Regions from separate parts of the Homo sapiens genome. Here region 2 is linked to region 1. A link is a loop called in an ENCODE intact Hi-C map of the cell type or tissue named here. Cell type or tissue: mammary epithelial cell. All regions are shown on one strand. Links, peaks and the distances in the headings refer to the core of each region. The heading gives the core; the rest is flanking DNA.

Evidence for each region. Peaks named below come from ENCODE experiments on the same cell type or tissue, not always from the same donor. Only the 100,000 strongest peaks of a DNase experiment are listed, where the experiment ranks them.
Region 2: it touches region 1 in a loop (11-fold over the local background); 1 of 110 quality-filtered maps calls a loop at or near these places.

Annotation. Positions count from the first base shown.
Region 1 is chrX:22,524,722-22,527,546 of GRCh38, reverse strand. All of the region lies in intron 4 of PTCHD1-AS (PTCHD1 and PHEX antisense RNA), which reads left to right. Among named protein-coding and RNA genes, the nearest start is that of CBLL2, 250 kb to the right of the region's middle. RefSeq lists enhancers at 1,091-1,220, 149-1,348. In mammary epithelial cell, for the core only: no CTCF peak of the experiment used is centred there; a DNase peak (open chromatin) is centred at 1,026; H3K27ac peaks cover 1,921 bases.
Region 2 is chrX:22,398,482-22,401,306 of GRCh38, reverse strand. The region is part of intron 4 of PTCHD1-AS (PTCHD1 and PHEX antisense RNA); the gene reads left to right. Among named protein-coding and RNA genes, the nearest start is that of CBLL2, 130 kb to the right of the region's middle. RefSeq lists an enhancer at 488-1,687. In mammary epithelial cell, for the core only: no CTCF peak of the experiment used is centred there; a DNase peak (open chromatin) is centred at 1,276; H3K27ac peaks cover 793 bases.

The sequences.
Region 1 (2,825 bases), core at 74-2,573:
AATGTTAATTGAAGGCACAGTTTCTTCTGGAACCTTTTAAACGTTTGACTCATGCTGGTTAATTAGAAGGGCAAAAATCACTCCATTGTGTAAATATAGGGAGAGCTTCTTTTCCCCACTAATGTGAATACATATTTGTTGGGTTGTATGAAAGGAGAGGAAGTAATTAGCCAGGTGAAATGGGTAAGGTGACAATGACTTTGAGATTTCAAATTATTTCCAATCTTAGGTTTTACTGAGCTGTGCCAGTATACCTGGTCCTAATCCAATAGAGAGTTAAAAACCAATGTTCTAATGCTTTAATAAGGTTGGAATTATACACCATGGTTTTGTATCCGTAGATAGGTAGCCAAAGCATTCTAAGATTTCCTCCTGCCATAATTTTTAATCTAACTAGTAAATTATATAATCTACAAAAGACTGCAATGGCCAAGTCTTGGAAGTATCAGTTACTCAGATGAAGCCATTTCTTTGTATTTATTGTTGGTTTGACCAAACCTAAAATTGAAGAATTTTTCGGAATTGTCCTTGCTTCTCTTTCAGATAGCCTTTATAAAATGGAAGACATTTATAGAGCATCTAAGATTTGGGATAAAGTTTTCACACCTTCTCCAAATCTTTCTCATGAGGTAGGTGCAACCTAAATAATCAAAGGGAAATAATATCAGGTTGAGAAATGTATAACATTAAATTATTACAGTGTTTGTGTATAAAGTGAGATACACTCACATAAGAGTTGTTACGCTTACATGGCAGACCCCTGGGGCCCTTCCTAGGAAAATTCACGGCAAATCACGGTAGTTCAGTATCCCTCCTCATCACTACCATCCTAAAGAGGTAAAATCTATTAAAATCAGCACTGAGGGCAATAGTGGCAGAGAGAAGGCTGAAAGAGATCATGGCTGTAATGCTATGGTAGTGGAGATCAGGGTGTGGTTATGAATTGATGAATTGTGTCTTCTTGCATCAGTGCTTTCTTCGTTCCTCTTTTCTCTTCTGTACACTCCCATCCTGAGTCACTGGAAGTCTTTGAATGCCTGGTTTCCGGAGGAGAAAATCATCTCATAGTGTCTCGATTTGTCATAACTAGACATAATGACTAAGAACCAATTTCAGTTTTCTAGCTTTTGTTTTTTGTTTGTTTTAATTCACAGTTATGTAGATATAGCCATTGAGTAGAAGTTATAGAGTCAACCCACTTCTATTTTGGATGTGTTTCCTCCTGATAAGTTGAGCATGAAATCTAAATCTCATGAATTTTGAGTAAGTTATTTTGAAGTCTATATACTGTTTAGAGTTTTGACCAAAATAGTTTGTTACAGTATGCTTTGTTTTACTTATTTAAGAGACTATATGGCCAAAATATAAATATACCTAAAACTATAATTTCTAAGTGCACCCATTAGGAAAAAAAGCATTTATCAAATATTTTCACATATATTTTAAAATCTCACTTGATACTAGAATAAAATTCCATGTATTTTATTCCCTCAATATGTCATTAAAGCAGAACATGCTGTGAGGAGGAAATAAAAAGAGTTAAGCACGTTTTCATTGTGGAGTTCCACTCTCTATGTATAGAACTCTATATGACGGTCATGGAAATTAAAATGAATTTGATGTTAGCAGTAATTAATTTGCTTATTCTAATAATATAATGAATTAACAGATTTTTGTTCTTATATCAAGTGGGAAATGATTTTATCGTTATGTAAATATAACAAAATGTAAAAATTTTAAGGAAGGACTGCATTTAATAATGATTTAGATAAAACAAGGGGGGTTTTTATTTGGTTTTGGGGGTAAAGATTTTTTTGTTTTGGGGTGTTTTTTGGTTTTTTTTTAGCATTTTAGGTTTGGGGGTACATGTGAAGGTTTGTTACATAGGAAAACTCATGTCATGGGGGTTTGTTATACAAATTATTTTATCACCCAGGGGTTAAGCCCAGTACCCGATAGTTACCTCTTCTGCTCCTCTCCCTCCTCCCTCCCTCCACTCTCAAGTAGACCCCCAGTGTCTGTTGTTTCCTTCTTTGTGTTCATAAGCTCTCATCATTTAGCTTCCACTTATAAGTGAGAACACGTAGTATTTGGTTTTCTTTTCCTGTATTAGTTTGCTGAGGATAATAGCATTCAGCTCCATCCATGTTCCTGCAAAAGACATGATCTCGTTCTTTTCTATGGCTGCACTGTTTGCTTTTTAATGTGGAAGGAAACTATTTTTTTGCCTGTCGAGTTCTGTTACATAGGTTCACAGGCTAAACACATCACCATCACAGTGAGTTGTGTACAAGCTGTGAGTAAAGGAAGGCACCAAATCTCTGTTCAATGTTCCTATTCCTCCCATGAGTTAGAGATGGAGGCATAAGAGTAGTCCTTGAGTAACGGAGAGGTTATGCTCCTCCGTTACTCCATCTAGGAGACCTTATGCTCTGAGAACCATACCACATTCATGTCTAGCCATCTATATATCTAGATTTTTAATGAATCATCTATGTGAGCAATAAGATAGAGGGCTGTAGTAAAGGATTCTTTCAGTCAATGTGAATAATTACACTGAAAGTATTTGCTTTGTCAAACATATTATTAATATATCATAAAAAGTTTTGGGCTAGGCACGGTGTCTCATGCCTGCAATCCTAGCACTATGGGAGGCCGAGGCGGGTGGATCACCTGAGGTCAGGTGTTCGAGACCAGCCTGGCCAACATGGTGAAACCCTGTCTCTACTAAAAACAAAAATTAGCCATGCGTGGTGGTGGGTGCTTGTAATCCCAGCTACTCGGGAGGCTGAGGCAGGATAATCTCTTGAACCCAGGAGGTGGAG
Region 2 (2,825 bases), core at 324-2,823, 130 kb after region 1:
AGACCCAAGACTAAGCCCAAGGCTAACTGGTCCCAAAAGCCTTGTTATTTTCATTACTACACCATGATACCTCCAACAAAAGTAGGAGGGAGAGATATTTAGGAAGTAGGATTCACAAATGTGATGAATGCCTGGGATGTGTCCGGGTCGTGGAGACCATTCAGCAGTGATACTGGCTTCTACTCTAGAGGATGGATTATTATAAAAAGGTACATGGTTGCATGGTATAGAATTAAAAGTAAAGAATCAGGTAGAAAGTAATTGATTTTTCATATAAAGGAGTAAAATGAATATGGTGACATATTTGAGTTTTGCATTTGAATAGTTTTTGCAAAACTGATGGTAATATAAAGACATGAAAATAAGAAATTCCAAAACATCACACATGGGAAGGACTCGAAATATTCTCAACTCAGCCCTCCAGATTTCAGGTCAGAGGCTGCCTTATTACAAGCTCTCTGAAGTTGTATCCTTCAGCCTTTATCCTAGGGCTAGGAGAACTTACTTACCTCAAGAACCATTGAAAGAAAATATTTATCTCCTTCACTTTCCAAAGGGCAGGTTTTTTAGTCTATCAGAATTAGAAAGGAAGAGTTCAGCAACATATTTTTAAGAAATACAACACCACCATAGTATATTAATACCATTTTTCAAGGGCTGAAAAATAAAGTTATAAAAATGAAAACTATATTCACCAGGAAATCATTATCCACACATTCATCCGTTCTGAAGCACCAGAGGCAGGATAGAGAATATTCCTGTGAGGGCCATGGACACTCAGAAGGCAAAAAAATAAAAGCTTTCGTTAGAAGCAGTAACTTTATTTTTATTGTGTTTTAGAATGAAATGAAGATTACATATTCCACTCCTGTGCTTTAAAAATTAGCAAAAGGGAGCACAAAATACTATCCAAATATAAAATTCTATCTCTCTTGTATATTACAGCAGGTTAAGAAATAAAAGGCAAGAAATTATAAGAGAAATTAGAGAACTAAAGACAGGCAGGAAGAAGAAGAAAAAAGGATCAGAGATATAGATGGAAAAGAGTTAGACAATAAAATACAGGGATCAAGATGGAGAAAGGCATACAGAGAGAATCAGAAAATGTATGTCATCTACTTCTGCACAACAAATCATGCCAAAATGTAGTGGTACAGATCAACTGCAATCATTTATTTTACTCATGAATTTGCAGTTTGGGAAGGGCTCAGCAAGGACAACTCATCTCTCCTCTATTCACTGTTGCTTGGGAAAGTTCAAAGTATGATGATGACTCAGTAGCTGGGGGCTGGAATCATCTGAAGTCTTGCTCACTCACATGTCTGGTTGTTGATGCTGGCTATCAGCTGGAACCCTTACACATGACCTCTCCACGTGAGCTGGGATTCTTCACAGCATTGTGACTGGCTCCCAAGAGCACATGCCCCAAGAAGGCCAGATGGGCATATCACCTTTAATAACGTAGCTTAAAAAGTCATATAATATCACTTTTACCATAGTAACAAGTCCATTAAGATTTGAAAAAAGGGACCATAAACCTCATCTCTCCGTGGAAGAAACGCAAACATTACATTGTAGATAAGTGTGCAGGATGGGAGATATTTTTTGGTCATCTTAGAAAATTCAATCTGCCACAGAGCATATGAGGGACACACCCACAAAATGACTCATAGAAATACATAGAAACCTTTGTAAAGACTCAAACACAACCATTTACATATAACTGACATAAAAAGATGTGAAGAAACACACACCAAGAGAAAAGTAAGAGGAACACACCAAGTAAGATGAATACCTAAAGAGGCCCAGCCTTGCCTAGATCACTGTCATCAACTTTGGGCTTTTTACTCCATTGTTACCAAAGATTTTCAAAACACTTTTACCTTTTTTCTAACTGTAGACACAAATGTACCTCTCTCCACTAGGTGTTTTTACTAAAGGATAATGGACTCCAGTCAAGCCAAGGATTGAATGCAACCCATAAGCTCGTTGTTATTCTCTGCATAAATATGTTAAAAACAACATTTGAAGGAACAATAAATAGTTGTGCAATGAATACAGAAAATAAAGTAAGTTAACCCAGGGGTTTTTTTTTTTTTAATTCCACAGCCCATGAACTCTCTAATACACCAGGTTGCCTATTATAGAATCAAAGGAATGTCGTTCCCTAGAATATAGCCCCTGGAAAAGTAAGTGTAAAATAAAGTCTTTCAGGGTGACATTATGCTCCAGTCAGAATTAACTTTCTGTTACCCAAACACACCACACTCTGTTAGTATGATGTGATGGGCTGAATTTTCCAAAGATGGCTACAACATCTTCCATCCTACACATTCTTCTGATATATGACCTTGCCACTACCCCATTGAGGGATGGAATCTAATTCCCACCTTGAATATGGGCTGTCTTTAGTGACTTTCTTCCAATAATAGAAGTAGATGAAGTAATGCTATGTGACTTCCAAGGGTAGATCAGAGGAAGCCTTGCAGTTTCTTCCTTAAATTTGTGAAATGATCACTCACTGAATGCTCTTTCTTGGGATGCTCTCTCTTGGATGTTCTCTCTTGGAACCCCAGTCACTTTTCTCTGGGAAGTACAAGCCACATGAAGAAGCCATTTGTAAGATCTCTATTCAACAGTCCTGCTGAGCCCAGCCATTGAGTCATCACAGATATGTAAGGCAAGAATCTACCAGATGATTCCAGCCACCAGTTCTTAAGCCAGTTGAGTCTTTCCTGATGAAAACCCAGACATTTTAGAAAAATATAACATTCTCCCTATAATGCCCTGCCCCAATTCCTGACCCATAGAATCCATAACTGTAA